Linked DNA regions of Homo sapiens: region 1 is linked to region 2. A link is an interaction called in ENCODE POLR2A ChIA-PET data of the cell type or tissue named here. Cell type or tissue: PC-9. All regions are shown on one strand.

The links. ChIA-PET counts read pairs that join two places held together with the same protein. Peaks named below come from ENCODE experiments on the same cell type or tissue, not always from the same donor. Only the 100,000 strongest peaks of a DNase experiment are listed, where the experiment ranks them.
Region 1: POLR2A ChIA-PET joins it to region 2 with 25 read pairs; 4 of 35 experiments call an interaction of 5 or more read pairs at or near these places.

What each region holds. Positions count from the first base shown.
Region 1 is chr2:27,733,219-27,741,218 of GRCh38, forward strand. LOC105374378 (a long non-coding RNA gene) reads left to right here. Exons shown (of 3, transcript NR_160725.1): 3 at 5,055-6,069. Among named protein-coding and RNA genes, the nearest start is that of LINC01460, 21 kb to the left of the region's middle. RefSeq lists a silencer at 2,448-2,617. In PC-9, CTCF peaks have their summits at 2,090 and 2,307; DNase peaks (open chromatin) are centred at 2,333, 4,623 and 5,563; H3K4me3 peaks cover 1,865 bases; H3K27ac peaks cover 4,861 bases.
Region 2 is chr2:28,419,996-28,427,995 of GRCh38, forward strand. No RefSeq gene overlaps it. Among named protein-coding and RNA genes, the nearest start is that of FOSL2-AS1, 29 kb to the left of the region's middle. In PC-9, no CTCF peak of the experiment used is centred here; no DNase peak of the experiment used is centred here.

The sequences.
Region 1 (8,000 bases), 690 kb before region 2:
CTTCATCTCAAAAAAAAAAAAAAAAAAAAAAAAAAAAATAGCCAGGTGTCATGGTGCATGCCTGTAATCTCAGATATTCAGGAGGCTGAGGCAAGAGAATCACTTGAACCCAGGAGGCAGAGGTGGCAGTGAGCTGAGATCTCACCGCTGCACTCCAGCCTGGGTAATAGAGTAAGATTCCATCTCAAAAAATAAATAAAATAATAAACTTTTAAAATTTTGAAGTAATTTCAGTCTCAGTATATTAGTCCATTCTCATGCTTCTAATGAAGACATACCTGAGAGTAGGAAATTTATAAAGGAAAGAGGTTTAATTGACTCACAGTTCAGCATGGCTGGGGAGGCCTCAGGAAACTTATAATCATGGCAGAAGGGGAAGCAAACACGTCCTTCTTCACATGGCGGCAGCAAGGAGAAGTGCCAACCAAAAGGGGGAAAAGCCCCTTATAAAACCATCAGATCTCGTGAGAACTCACTCACTATCATGAGAACAGCATGAGGGTAACTGCCCCCATGATTAAATTGCCTCCCACTGGGTCTCTCCCATGATATGTGGGGATTATGGGAACTACAATTCAAGATGAGATTTGGTTGGGGACAAACCATATCACTCAGGACAGATACAAGAATAGTACAATTAATTTCTGAATATCCTTTCCCCAGTTTCAATAGTCATTAATGTTTTGCCACATTTGCTTTATCAATCACTTTCTCTTTTTGTCTGTCTACATAAATACATATTATTATTATTATTATTATAACAGCTTTGTTGAGATACAAGTCATATACCATATATGCAACCATTACCACACAGCAAATTTTAGAATATTTTCATCACCTAAAAAAGAAACTCTGGGCCAGGCGTGGTGGCTTATACCTGTAATCATCCCAGCACCTTGGGGGGCCAAGGTGGGGGGGAATTGCTTGAGCCCAGGAGTTCGAGACCAGCCTGGGCAACAAGGCAAGACCCTATCTTTATAAAAAATAAATTAGCCAGGTGTGGTGGCATGTGCCTTTGGTCCCATCTCCTGGGGAGGCTGAGGCAGGAGGATCCCAGGAGGTTGAGGCTGCAGTGAGCCATGATTGCACCACTGCACTCCAGCCTGGGTGACAGAGTGAGACCCTATCTCAAAAAAAGAAAAACAAACCAAAAAACAAAACCCTGTACCTCTTTTAGCTATCACCTCCCTAAACCCAATTCACCTCAGCCCTAAGCAACCACTAACCTACTCTCTGTCTTTATAGACTATAATATGTAGTCTCTATATAGACAGAATAGACTACAATGTCTATTCTGGACATTGCATATAAACACAGTCATATAATCTGTAGTCTTTAGTGACTCACTTTTTTCACTTAGCATAATGTTTTCAAGATTCGTCCATTTGTAGCATGTATCAGCCCTTCATTCATTTTTATGGCTTTATTACAGTCTAATATATGGATGTATCTCATTGTGGCTATCCATTCATCACTTGATGGACATGGGGTTGTTTCTGTATTTTGACTATTATGATTAATGCTGCTATGAACATTCCCGTACAAGTTTTTGTGTGGACATATGTTTCATTTCTCTGGGACATACACCTAGGAGCGGAATTTCTGGGCCATACAATAGCCATATGCTTAATTGTTTGGGGAATAATAATGTACTTATATTTTATTTCTGAACCATTTTGAGGTGAAGTTGCAGACATGTCCCTTTATCCCTAAATACTTCAGAGAAGCCAAACCAAGGACATTCTTTTTCATAACCACGTTTCAATGATCCAATTCAGGAAATTTAACATTGATACAATATTACTGTTATATAATCCACATGCAAATTTTGCCAATTATGTCCTTAACAGCAATTTCCCCCCCATCCAAGATGCAAGCTGGGATCACGCACTGCATCTAGTTGTTCTGTCTCTTTCCTTTCCTTCGGTCTGGTGCAGTTCCTCAGCCCTTCTTCATCTTTGTGTAGTTTTGTGAAATGTCTCTCAGTTTAGGTTTATCTGATGTTTGGATGGATGAGTTTCAAGGCTTGTCCATGTAGTGGGCACTGAGGTCCAGTCGTGTAGCTGCCCAGGCAGAGGAGGAGACTTGGCTCGGCAGGAGCCCTGACCCCTTCCAACCCCACCGCGATTGCACCGCGCTCTGCAGCGAAGGGACGGGCCGCAGACCCAGACCCAGGGCTGAGCCCGGCAGTGGAAAGTGCCCCACCTGGACACCTGGAGGGTTTACTGGGAAGTGCCAAGAGAAAGAAAGGGGTTGTGCGGGAGCTTCGTTCACGCCCTTTCCCAGGAACAGCTCAGGGGCCTGGAGGGCGCGGGAGTGTGTCCCCAGGCCGGGCCGTGGGCAAGCACTTCCCATCGCGGCACCGAGGGCTCCCGGACCTCGCCAACCCGAGCCGCCCGGGAAAGGCTGCAGCGCGTCGCCGGGATATCCGGGAAGGGCGGGCGCGGGGGAGACCAGCAGGCCGGTGCTGGGAAGGCGCTGCCCCTTCTGGGAAGGGCCTTGATGCAAGGGCACACCCCCATGCCCGCGCCCTGCACCCCCGCTTCCGGCAGCCCCGGCGGGGCTCTCGGGAAGGCGCGGGGCGGGGGCGGCTGATTCTAATCCGAGGCCCAAGATGGAGATTGGGCGCCGGGAGGCGGCTGGCTTCACTGGGTCCTGGCCCTGAGCCGGTTTGCTGGGCTGGGCCTACCAAAGGCCCCACCAACTTTTGCAAGAAGACTTTTCTGGGTGCTCCCTCAACATTATTGATTGAGAAGAGCCCCAGATAATCTGCCATCCTACCGCACAGCTGCCAACTTCCACCTGAGGCAGCGGTGGTTGGGCTGTTCGTTGTTCATTCGTTCATTCATTTTGTGGCTGCAGGTATCTGCCTGCTCCCCACCTTTCCCCCTCCCTGTTGGGGAAGAGGCTCAGTAGGGCTTCCAGGTAACAGTCCTGTACCTAACCTGCTTCTGCTGAGAACACCTGTCCTCATAGTGCCACCCGACCTGCCCTCCCTCAGCCCCAGGGCCTTGAATTCTGGCCACCCCAGGACTGAGCTGGCCTCTGCCCACTTTACAATGAGGGCGACAGACACCAGGGGGAAAGGCAGGGCCTTAGGGAGCTAGCCAGGAAGAGGTAGAATGGGGAGAGGAGGAAGGCACCAGGCAGGGACCAGGCCAAGAGCGCTGCAGGAATGTCATAGTCATCCGAGTTTGCACCCTGACAGTCTGCAGATATGCGTTGTTCTGTCCTCACAGGCTTTTGAAAATTGGAAAAGTTCACATAAAAATCCAGATATCTGATTTTTCTTGACAAATAAAAGGATCTGCCAACACCAAGCTTGCATTCCTGTGGCAGCCAGGACTGAATCAGGAACCTTCCCTGGACCTGGCAGTGGCCACACACCCCTTCTTATTGTTTAAACTTTCTGCACTAGCTCCATTACTTGCCTCTTCCCCAAGGGCACCTGTGAGCTCACTCAATCCTCACCATACCCTGTGAGGTCAGGAACCCGATTCCATTTTGTACAGAAAGAAAGCAAGGTGAGAGGTCAACCACCTCGCCCAAGGTCACAGCCAGAGAGAGGTAGGGCTGGGATTCTCCCCCAGGTTATCTGCTCCCTGGATGATGCTCTCTTCACTCTGCTGTACTGTTTCCTTGTGGGAGATCCGGTGTCTTCAGCAGCAGCTGGGTGGACGGCAGATGTAGACAGCAAATGGAAAGCCCTTGGCCATCGTAGTCTGGGGCTTTCTAGGCCACCACAGAGTCCTGAGCTGGGCTACACAGCTCTTGGCTGAGGCTCTGGAGTGGTGCCACCGAAGTGTGGAGCAAGAAGGTTCGGTCCATGGTCCCACAGTAAACTCAGGCAGGCGAAAGGACATGGGCACCTCTGTGTGGGGGTGTTGGCCTCTAGTCAATTAAGGGGTGCTCTTTCTTCGTTGCTTCTCTCTCTTTGCTGGAAGTGGGCTCCCTCTGCCAGTGTTTTGCTCCATATGGCTTTCTTGCGCCCACATGGGGGCAATTGATGGAGAATAGTGTCAAGATTTTCTTAGTGCATAAATCACAGTACATTACAGTCAGGCTTCCCTGAGCACAGCTCTTTCTGCTCAGTTGTGCGTTCTCCTCCTGGAAAGGTTTGCTAACCCTTTTCCTGATTGGGCTTGTCCAATACTTCTAGCAATTTCTAGAAATGAATCAAAGGGCAGTACCTTACGGTCACAGAGGGTCGGAGGAAGCTAAGGTAACTGCCTTCTAAGAGTAGTTCAGCTGTATATGGTACTCTACAGTTTATAAAACCTTTTCACACTCTTGTGTATTCCTTTGGTTCACACAACTTTAGAGCTGTACAGAGGAGCAATTTGCAAACTTACCTTGAGCAAATTCCTTTCCTCTTTTTCTGTTTTGATTTCCTCATTGAAGAAAAAACAAGATAATACTCTCTTTTTAAGGTATTTTCAGGCAAAGCTACTCTGCTTTCTAACTCCTGGGAGTGCTATTCACATTGAATGCCATGTGATGGGTCCTCTTGGGATTGTGCAATGGGCAGAACTCCTCATATGCATGTTGTGAGGATGAAATGACATCATTTATGTACTAGCACAAGTCCTGGGAGATAGTAGGTGATTAATAAATGCTTATCAAGTGAGTGAACTACTCACTTGGTCATGATGAATTCTGAAGGACGCTTATAGGAAGAAGGAAGTTGTACCGGCCCCCTGTGGCTGGTGTTGCCTTTCCTGCCCATTTTTTTTTTGTATCTCTTGCCAAGTTGCCCTTTGTCCTAGGCCTCTGGGCTCCCAGCCGGCTGGAGGCACAGAGTTATCTGTGGGGCCTGGAGTGCTGGGCCTGGGCTGTGTAATGACCAGCCTTCCGCTTGCTTCAAGTTTCCGCTGGGGGGCTGGAAGCCACAGCATCCAGATGGCTAATTGCTTTGTGCCTGTTTCTGCAAATCACAGTGATTCACTGTCCCTGCTGAAAACACGCTCTCTTTTCAAAGATTTAATGGTTTCCAAAATTAATTTAGCCTCATCTGTTATCCCCCTGCCCTTCTGCACTGTCCTCTCTCTCCCCAGCACCCTCTTTTTTTTCCCTCCCTTCTCCCCATCCCATGATGGAGCATTCTGCGCCAAAAGCCAGCTTTCACTCTGCAGGGCAACGTGGAGAGGGATGAAAAGCCTAGACCCCTTAGCACGGTCACCTGAACACAAGCTGAGTGTGGCGTATCAAGTGGAAGCCCAGGAGGGAAGAGCCAGTGGCACAGTTATCTCCCACCACCCGACATGCTCCGGCCGCCAGCTCTGGTCTGACCGACGCTTCGGATGAAGAACTCCAAGCAGCCCCCTATTCGTACTGTTTTCCTCAGTGAACTCCCAGGGATCACCTGCTTTTTATGTGTGACGAATGTGGTCAGTTTTGTTTGCTTTTGACAGCTCATTATGGGTCCATGAGGTCAGAGTCCTGGCTGAAAGGCCAGAAGTTTAGGGAGCCTATCTCCAGCTGATACTCGCTTGCTTCTTGACCATCTTTGGGCTTCTGTTCTTTCCCAGTAGCATAAAGCTTGTATGATTCTGACCTCTGGCACCTATGCATTATTTAATCAACATTTATTGGGGCTGTCTCCATGCCAGGCATGTGGTAGGCCCTAGTGGGGCAGGGGTAAAAAACCGCTGCAATCCTGGCCTTTCAGGAACTCAGTCTAGAGGGAGAAAGAAAACACCTGAGGCCAGAGGGCTCTCTCTGATCTGCTTCTTCTATTTCAAGTCTGTGCTTTTAACTATATTGAATTTCCCAGTTATTATATCTTCTTAATGAATTGTTGATTTTATCAGTATGGAATGTCCATCCCACTTTGACCCTTGTAATGCCTTTTACCTTAAATTCTATTTTATTCTGCCCATCACTAGGGGACTAGTTGAATCAGTTATGGTATATCCTCACAATGGAGTACTATGCAGTTGTGAAAAATAATGAGGGCCATCTTTACGTGCTGTTATGGAGTGATTTCCAGGATATATAGTTAAGATGGAAAAGTAGGAAGGAAAAAATATGTATTGTATGCTACTGTTTAAGAAAGACAAGTATTCATCTGTGTGTGCGTGTGTTTGCTTATATATTAAAATGCAGAAAAATATGACCAGGTGCGGTGGTTCACGCCTGTAATCCCAGCACTTTGGGAGGCTGAGGCAGGTGGATCACTAGGTCAGGAGATCGAGACCATCCTGGCCAACACGATGAAACCCCGTCTCTACTAAAAAATACGAAAAATTAGCTGGGCATGGTGGTGGGCGCTTGTAGTCCCAGCTACTCAGGAGACTGATGCAGGAGAATGGCGTGAACCCAGGAGGTGGAGCTTGCAGTGAGCCGAGATCACGCCACTGCACTCCAGCCTGGGCGACAGAGCAAGACTCCATTTCAAAAAAAAAAAAAAAAAGGCAGAAAAATAAATCATTACATCAAAAGTAAATAAATTAATAAAATGGGGTAGAAAGAGAGAGATGTTTGTCAAAGGGTGCAAACTTTCAGTTATAAGATGAAAAAGTTCTGGAGATCTAATGTACAGCATGGTGACTACAGTTAATATCACTGTGTTATATATTTAAAATTTGCTAAGAGAGTAGATCTTAAATGCTTTTGTCACAACACAAAAATGACAATGATATGAAGTAACATGTTAATTTGATTGTGGTAATCATTTCATAATGTATACATTTATCAAATCATCACATTGTATACCTTAAACACATACAATTTTTATTTGTCAATTATATGTCAAAAAAAGTCTTGGGAAACAAAAAAGAAAAAATCCTCATAAAAAATAAAATAAACCAAAAATAAACAAATAAAAATATTCCCTTTGAGAGAGGGAGAGACTGGGCAGACGGGTCAGAAATAGAAGCTAGGCTTCTCTGAATAGACAACTTGCTAGATTTGATTTTGGAATGTAAATATTATACATAGTTATAAAACAAAATTAAAATGGGAAAGCACTTTTTTTTTTTTTTGAGATGGAGTCTTGTTCTGTCACCCAGGCTGGAGTGCAGTGGCGTGATCTCGGCTCACTGCAAGCTCTGCCTCCCAGGTTCACACCATTCTCCTGCCTCAGCTTCCTGAGTAGCTGGGACTACAGATGCCTGCCACCATGCCTGGCTAATTTTTTGTATTTTTAGTAGACACGGGGTTTCACCGTGTTAGCCAGGATGGTCTCGATCTCCTGACTTCGTGATCCGCCTGCCTTGGCCTCCCAAAGTGCTGGGATTACAGGCGTGAGCCACCACGCCCGGCCGGAGAAAGCACTTCTTAAAAAAAGACAAATGATAACAACTATGTATCAGTTTCATGGCAAAACTCACAGAATTATTTCAGGAGACTCTAAAATATAGTATTTAACAGTAGGACTATTGAGAGATATACTCTATGTAGGGAACAATAGCAAAACACCCTGCAAAAATAAACTCTCTTTGGTAATCATATTGTTAGTAATATTATAGATACTATTATTCTGAAACTATTATACATAGGTAGGATGAAGCAAATAAGCAACTATGTTAACATTAGGATCCAAGATTTTCAGTATAATAGAACAAAGTCACAAACATAAAAATCAAATATTAAGCAAAAATTCTAAATTTGAATAGAAACTATTATAAGTATGGACTTATGATTAATTTAAAATAATCTACTTCCTAGCAGAGTCAACTGAGAAGGCCTAGAAACAATGATCAATCCAATAATAATGAGCACCTCTGGACCCCAGATTGTGATTTCTAACTACCATGTCCCACTAAAAGGACCAAGCCTCCTTGGGAAAAATTTTCCATGCTTATTTTGTACATTATCCTAACCTGTGTGTTACAGGATACAAATTTGTCAAACTAGATAGAAGGAAGTTGCCAGAGATTATTAGAGTCTTGTCAAAAGAAGAGCAACATTGATTTGAAGAGGTACCCACTCGCCAAAAATGGGATAATTAAGCACGAATAGAATAATAATTGATTGCAGCATTATTCACAGTAGCCAAG
Region 2 (8,000 bases):
TGAAATGAAGAGTGCGATTTTCCTTTTGGCCTGTGTGTTTAAAGGGTGAATGGGATACTTGTACATGGGTAGCTCAGCCCCTGCTGGCCACAGGGCCCTGCCAGGCCCTCACACAGGTCTGATGGCCTTCAGGGCCAACTGTGTACCTGGTCTAGGATGCTGTTCTTACACCTGATGAGACAACTAAAGGACTGTTTCCTGAGACACTGTGAGCTGTTAGGACAAGTCCATCCAGTCTTCTTTGTTTTTTTTGTTTTTTCGGGTTTTTTTTTTTGAGACAGAGTTTTGCTCTTGTTGCCTAGGCTAGCGTGCCGTGGTGTGATCTTGGCTTATTGCAACCTCTGCCTCCCGGGTTCAAGCTATTCTCCTGCCTCAGCCTCCCAAGTAGCTGGGATTACAGGCGCCCACCACCACGCCCAGCTAATTTTTTGTATTTTTAGTAGAGACGGAGTTTCGTCATGTTGTCCAGGCTGGTCTCGAACTCCTGACCTCAGGTGATCCACTCGTCTCGGCCTCCCAAAATGCTGGGATTATAGGCGTGAGCCATTGCACCCAACCCATCCAGTCTTTGCAGTCAGCTTCTGCCTTTGCCAAACCTTCCTGGAGTGGAGAGGGGACTATACCCCATGACTGCCCATTGGGCAGATCCTCCTCCTCCTCGTCCATTAGGCCCCTCATGAGTAGAGGCCACAGTGAAGTGCATCCGTAGTCTATCCATAGCCTGTGAGTTGTTGTCCCTGGAAAGTTCCACTCACTTGAAGAAAAAAAATAGAACCTTCTTCAGGCTCCACCTCTGGAAGTGGGAAGTCCTTAACCAAACTAAACACCTTCACAAGTCCTTCTGTAAGCCCAAGGGGAAAACAAACCAAAACACAAACACTCCGCAGTGGCCTGGACTGCAGTGGCATTCGGCTGAATGTCTCTGAGGGCACTGTGAGGACAGGGCCCTGGTTAGACACGGGGGACCCCCCTTCTTTCTCCAAAGGCAAAGTACAGGCTGCTGTGGGGCCTTCAGATCTGCTGCTATTTCAGAGCATAACGCTGCCTTGTCCCTCAGGACCTTTGGAAACTATTCAGTATTATATAGGTGACATATCTTTGTTTTGTGGTGGAATTCATATAGAAGAAAATGAACCATTTTAGAGTGAACAATTCAGTGGCATTTATTACCTTCACGATGTTGTATAATACAACTACCACCTCTGTCTAGTTGCAAAATATTTTCATCACCCAGAAAGAAAACCCCAAACCCATTAAGCTACTACTCCCCAGTCCTCCCTCCCCAACCCCTGACAACCACCAATCTGCTTTCTGTCTCTATGGATTTATATTTAGGTAGTATTTCTGAGAATCCCAGTGACTCTATTTTCTGAACTAAAAAAGAATCATGAAACATTAGCACAGAAAATAAACTAATAGAGACTAGTGGTACTGTTTCCCCTTTATTTCCATACTTCGTAACCTTTTCATGTGCCTTTATATAAATGGTCTCATTCAGTAACCCAAGAGACAAATGTTGCTGGATGTGTTGGAAAATCTCAACTCCATTAGAAATTCTCTCTTTTTTTTTTTCTTTTTATTTTATTTATTTTTGAGATGGAGTCTCGCTCTATTGTTTGGGTAGAGTGCAGCGGCACAATCTTGGCTCACTGCAACCTCTGCCTCCCGGGTTCATGTGATTCTTCTGCCTCAGCCTCCCAAGTAGCTGGGACTACAGGCATGCACCACCAAGCCCAGCTAATTTTTGTATTTTTAGTAAAGATGGGGTTTCACCATGTTGGCCAGGCTGGTCTCGAACTCCTGATCTGTAGTGATCCACCTGCCTCGGCCTCCCAAAGTGCTGGGATTACAGGGGTTAGCTACTGCACCCGGCCAGAAATTCCTTTTTTCTTACACAGTGGTGTGTCTGTTCCACTGGCAAGTACAGTTACTACCTTGATCCAGTGCAAATGGCATGCATTTGTTTCTCAAAGATGGAATAAATCTGAAAAGACAGACTACATTCACTGATAAAAACAGACACCTTGTGTTTTAAACATAAGAGAACCGCATTTAAAAAAATTAGTGTGCAGTTGGAGACTGTCACCATTATATTCTTACAGGGATGAGGGAGAAAATATTCATTAAAAAATATTTTTGTGTTCCTACTAAGTGCATGACACCGCCAAAGGCACTCTTGGGACACAGTTCTATAAGACACTGTTGATGCCAGTGTTAGAAATGAGGTGTCTCTTTATTTCACAGCCAAATGTTTTCACTGGAAATAGCAATGAACTAAAAACTAGAAGCTGCCCTCAAGGAGGTTGCAATCTGGTTGGAGTGGAAGGAGAAGGAGCACAGACATTTTGGCCTGTGGCAGGTGGGGGGATTTCAGAGACAATTCCATGGAGGAGAGGATCCTAAATTGGAGCCTGAAAGTGGGATGGCTATGGGTAAGATGGAGTGGAGCCGGGCACGGTGGCTCACACCTGTAATCCCAGCACTTCAGGAGGCCCAAGGCAGGTGGATCACTTGAGGCCAGGAGTTCAAGACCAGCCTGGGTAACACGACAAGACCTCGTCTCTATAAAAACTTAAAAAATTAGCTGGGCATGGTTGCATACACCTGTGATCCCAGCTACTCAGGAGGCTGAGGTGGGAGGACCGCTTGAGCCCAGGAGGTGGAGGCTGCAGTGAATTGTGATAATGCCACTGCATTCCAGCCTGGACAGCAAAGTGAGACCCTGCCTCAAAAAAAAAAAAAAAAAAAAAAATGGATAAAGAAGAGAGCAAGCGTGCCTGGCCAAGGGAACAATCTAACACAAGGGGAAGAGAACATGGGTTGGCTTTGGGGGCTGTGCAGGAGGCCTGGATGTCCTGAGCATGGGCTGATTGGGGATGTTGGAAATTTAAGCTGCCAACCTAAGGCAGGCTTGAACCTTTCTATAGTCAGTCTATCAACGCCTTTTATTGAGTGCCTATTTGTGCTAGGCACTGTTCTCGGCTCCAGGAAGACAGAGGGGACAAGGAAGCCTTAGGGCCCCCACCCCCACCCCAGGCCATTGTCCTGGCTACTGGCCATTGTAGAATAAGTAATTACAGGTTCACGAGTGTCTCACAGAGATGTATAAGGCACCATGGGGGCAGGTACCAAGGGGACTTTCCCTAGTCTGGGGGATGGTTAGAAAGGGCTTTCCAGAATCAGTGGCATTTAAACAGACCCCAAAAGTAAGAAGAAATGAGAGATTTATTTCTAGGTATTGGAAGCTGCAAATGGGGCAGCTGCATGGCGGAGGGGTGACACAGCCGCAGTCCCACTCTAGAGAGGTTATTGCTGCAGGTGTGCAGGAAAGGTGGGCGGGGGGAGGAAGGAGGCCCCGCAAGAGTCCGCACTAGCAGTGATGTCAGAAGGACGTTCCTGGGGAAGCCGAGTCTGAGAGGTCTGGTTCCAGGAATAAAAACTGGGAGGCAAGAGGAGGAGCTGGGTCGGGGGCAGGAGGCCCAGGTCCTGAGTTCGGTTTTAGGCATTTAATGCCAGGAGCTGGAGGACGTGCAGATGGGTGCCACCATCACGTCATGTTTCCACCCTGCCCTGGTCCTGAGCCCTCTGTGTTTTCCCGGCCAGTGTTCTCTTGTTCCCCAGAGGGGCTCCCCTCTTCTCAGGCCCCCCAGCCCCCTCACTTTCTACAGACGATGTCACCTTCCACCTCACAGAAAATGGAGGCCATCAGAGGGCATCTCCTCCATCTCCCATCGCTGCCATCTGTCTCCCACCTTCCCTCCTTCTCCTGATTTGACAGAGAAGGGCCCCTCCTGCCCCCAAGCCCCTTCCTTTGCCCAGCTCTGGGTACCCACCGTGCTCCTTCTTCTCAGGGACCCTCTTCCACCAGCTTCCTCCTATTCTTATTTTGTGGTTGACGTCAGTCTTTTCAAGGGCCCTTTCCCATCAGCATTAAATGTGATCAAGTATCATCCATCTTAAACATGACAAAAACCGACCTTGGCCCCACTCGCATTTCAGCTTCACAGCTGAGAGTCTTGTGAAGTTATGTTTACTTACTGCATCCACTTCCTCACTGCCACTCTTCTGTCAGCCCGCTGAAGTCTGGCTTCCCCTCTCTGCCCTGAGCCTCTGTACTTCCTTGTGACAAAATCTTACACAGACACATCTCAGCCCTTATCATCTTTGATTACTGCCCAGCATTTGGCACTGCTAACCACTTTTTCTGTGAAATGCCTTTTTCTGTTTTTAACTTTCCTCTCCCTGTCCTTGACTCTCATCTCTTGCTCAGTCCTCATATCAATGCAGACACCCCCAAGTCCTGTCTGCTCCCCGTGTGAATGTTCTATCCTGCCCCACTGCCTCCATCCTAGTATAAGCCCCTCTCATCTCTCATCCAGACAACCACAGTCATCTCCAGTCCCCACTTTGCAGCCAAAACAAACTGATATGAGTGTTCACAGCCTGCTATTTCCTGCTGCTGCTGCAGGTTCTGGGTCCCTAAAACCAAACTGATTACTTCAGGCTCCTACTCCAAGCCTATTGGAGAGGTACTTCCGTTAGGATTCCATGCAGCCGCCTGTGCCTGAAAACCCAAATCAACAGAACCTTGAACATACAAGGTTTTCTTCTCTTATCTGAAAGTCTGGAGCCAGAGGTTGGGGGAAAAATTTGCTCTCTGGGAATAATTATTTTGTTCATTGTCTGTGTCTCTGGGCTCTTCCTTCTGGGAGGTTCTTCCTGGTTCACTAACCTCCATGGCCACCCTCGATATGGGCATTGGTGAGTGGGCTCCCCGGGTATTCACAGCCTACTTCTTGCTGCGGCAGGTTCTGGGGCCCCTGGATTGTTTTAGGATTTAACTGTTAAGGTTATGACAGACCATACTCACTGCTTTTTAAAAAAAATTTTATACATTTTCTTTAAAAGCTTGGTAGGTTTTCAATCTATTTGCTTCTAGTCAGTTTCTTAAGCAAAAACCACAGCTAAAGATCTAGCGTAGACATCATTTTCACACCACATGGGAACCCAGGGTGGCTTGAGAAGGTTAAGTTCAAACCCTCTCTGTGACTAACCACACCAAACCACCAAGTTTACTTTGATGTGAAGACCTCTGGATAGATATTCAAGGAAATCTCTTCCCAGGGACCTAAAAGGACCACCTGTTCCTCTCTCTTCTAAGGCATCTTCACCCTCTGGGACTTCCAATGGAAGATAGAAGATTAGGACGCATATCTGACTTCCTTCCCACCTGCTTTCTCTCTGGCCTCCTCCTTGCCATCCTTTGGACTAAAGGTCAGGGGTTTCTCTTCTATTCTTTTCTTTAGGTAAAGCCCCATGATTAATTCTGTCAGGGCTTCTTGATATCTTAAAGAGGGAGCTAAAGACAACAGAACATCTTTTTTCTTTTAAAAATAATGTCTTTTGAGACTATTGTCTGGCTGAAAAATCTTATTTTGGAGGTCAGAAGCTATTCATTATCTTCCTCTCCATTTTTTTCTTTGATAATCCTAGTCCCTTTCCCCAAGGAAGCAGATGTTTGAGCTGAGCAGGAAGAAGGTCACATGCACAGAAATGCAAAAGAGAAATGCAATTAATCCTATTTTTCAAAATAGGGTCCTGTTTACATCATCAAGGACTTCCTATTTTGCTTAGGGTAAGTCCAAAATGTGTAATAGGGTCGTTCTGGTCTGAGCCCTACTTATCGCCCCAGCCTCATCCGATCAGTCTCCCAGCCTCACACTCTTCACCGCAACTACCCTGGACTTCTCTCACTTCCTTCACCACAGGTTGCTCAGGACGTTCCCAAAAGCTTCAGTGTTGGCCAACTCCTGTTCATCTCCCAAGTTTTGATTTCAAAGTCCCTCCTGGTCTTGAGAAGGATTTTCTTGACTCATAGCATCCCTCAGAGCACCTTGCATCCTTATGATTAATTCATTAATTTTTTTATGGTTATTTTTGATTAAACACCTCTGTTTTCCAGTAGAACACCAATAGCAGGAGTGCAAGAATGACGTTCTGTCTGCTGGGAGCCTCGTTAGGTCATCATTATCCCTAGCCTGGATTAGACAGATGTGTTTCTAAAACGTACATCTGCGCAAAACCCTTCAGTGGTCCCTCTTTTTACTCAGGTCGCTCTTTTTACTCAGTCAAACTCCTTTATGTCGCTTCCAAGGCCCTGCATGATCTGGCCCCAACTTCTTCTGTCCTTACCCCCCATCTTCTTCAACCTTCATCTAGACCGAAATACCACTCAGTGTAATAAAAGGGCTGACCCTCTTGCCTACAAGTCTCCAGATATGCTCTACCCATTTTTTCTGGTAGAGACAACTCCTATTAATTCTTCAGCTCTTGGCTGATAGATTGCCTGCTTGATTCATTAACTTGTTCACTCATCCCCGTTCTAGTTGCCAGGAACTACCCTGAGTGCTGAGGAACAGTGAACAAGACAGACCCGGCCTGCCCTCCCCCGCCCCGCATCTGTCTCCTCCGTGTTGTCTTCCCTCACCAGCCTCACCTCCAGGCTGAATTAGTTGTCTCTCCTCTGGGTCCCCTGGCTCTCTGTAAAACTGCTAGTGTTGCCTTATCACAGTTTTAATGACACTTAACCTGTCTCTCCCCGCTGCTAGCCTATGGGCTATTTGTTGAATGCATCTATGACTCCTCAAAGTACTCTGCTAAGGGTAATTAAAAGGAATAGGATGTTATGAATTAGATGAAAAATAAAAATCAAACACTATTGGAATTAACTGTTTTTTTCCTTCAAAGCAACTGATGACATTGATATGAAATTGGAAATATTTAACCGTTTGCAAATTCTTTTTATGCTAATAGAGCCAACATTTCAACAGCTATTACTTCACTTTTTATTTGTGTAATGAGAAAATTTAGAATTAAAAATGTACAAAATTGAAAAAAAAAAAAAGGAATAGGAGGCTGAGTATGGTGGCTCATGCCTGTGATCCCAGCACATTGGGAGGCAGAGGCAGGAGGATCACTTGAGGCCAAGAATTCGAGACCAGCCTGGGCAACATGGCGAAACTCAGTCTCTACAAAAAACAAGTTTTAAAAATTAGTTGGCCGTAGTGGTGCATGCTGTAGTCCCAGCTACTCAGGAGGCTGAGGTGGGAGTGTCACTTGAGCCTGGGAGGTTGAGGCTGCAGTGAGCTACGGTCACGTCACTGCACTCCAGCCTGGGCAACAGAGTGAGTCCCTTTTTCAAAAAATAAAAAAGAGAAATAGGAAATAGCATAGAATGGAGGAGCTGAGCCACAGGTGCTGCTGGTGGGCGCACAGGGCAAGGTGGACAAGGGACGGGGAGGGAGACAAAGGCAGAAGAGGTCCCTTCTCCTCCTCCTTCCTCAGGGAGTAATGGAAAATAACTTGGACCCAGACACAAAAGGCCACATGTTGTATGATTCCATTTATTCCATTACCAGACTGGGTAAACCCAAAGAGACAGAACACAGATTGGTGGCTGTCCGGGGCTAGGAAGAGGGCGAAAAGCGACACTGGCTGCTTAACAGGGATGGGGTTTCTCTTTGGAGTGATGAGAGTGTTGGAACTAGATAAAAGTGGTAGCTGCACAGCGTCGTGAATGTGCTAAATGCCACTGAATTGTTCACTTTAAAATGGTCAATTTCGTTGTTTTTTATTTATTTTGTGGAGATGGGCTTTCTCCATGTTGGCCAGGCTGGTCTCGAACTCCTGGCCTCATGTCATTCACCCACCTTGGTCTCCCAAAGTGCTGGGATTACAGGCATGAGCCACCATGCCTGGCCTAAAATGGTTAATTTTTATGTTATGTGAATTTCGCATCAAAAAGAGACAAAGAAAGAGCTTGGATCTGGAGAGAGGGGAGCGCCATGGGGGCCTTTTCCTCTCCTAGTCCCTGATGACGTTCCAGTGACTCCTCAGATTCTGGGGCTGGCCGGGTCTCTTCTGACTAGAAAGAGGGCCTTGCAGAGCCACCCGGGTCCTCTCTTGGCACAGGTAAGCTTGGACAACTGGACATTGGCCCC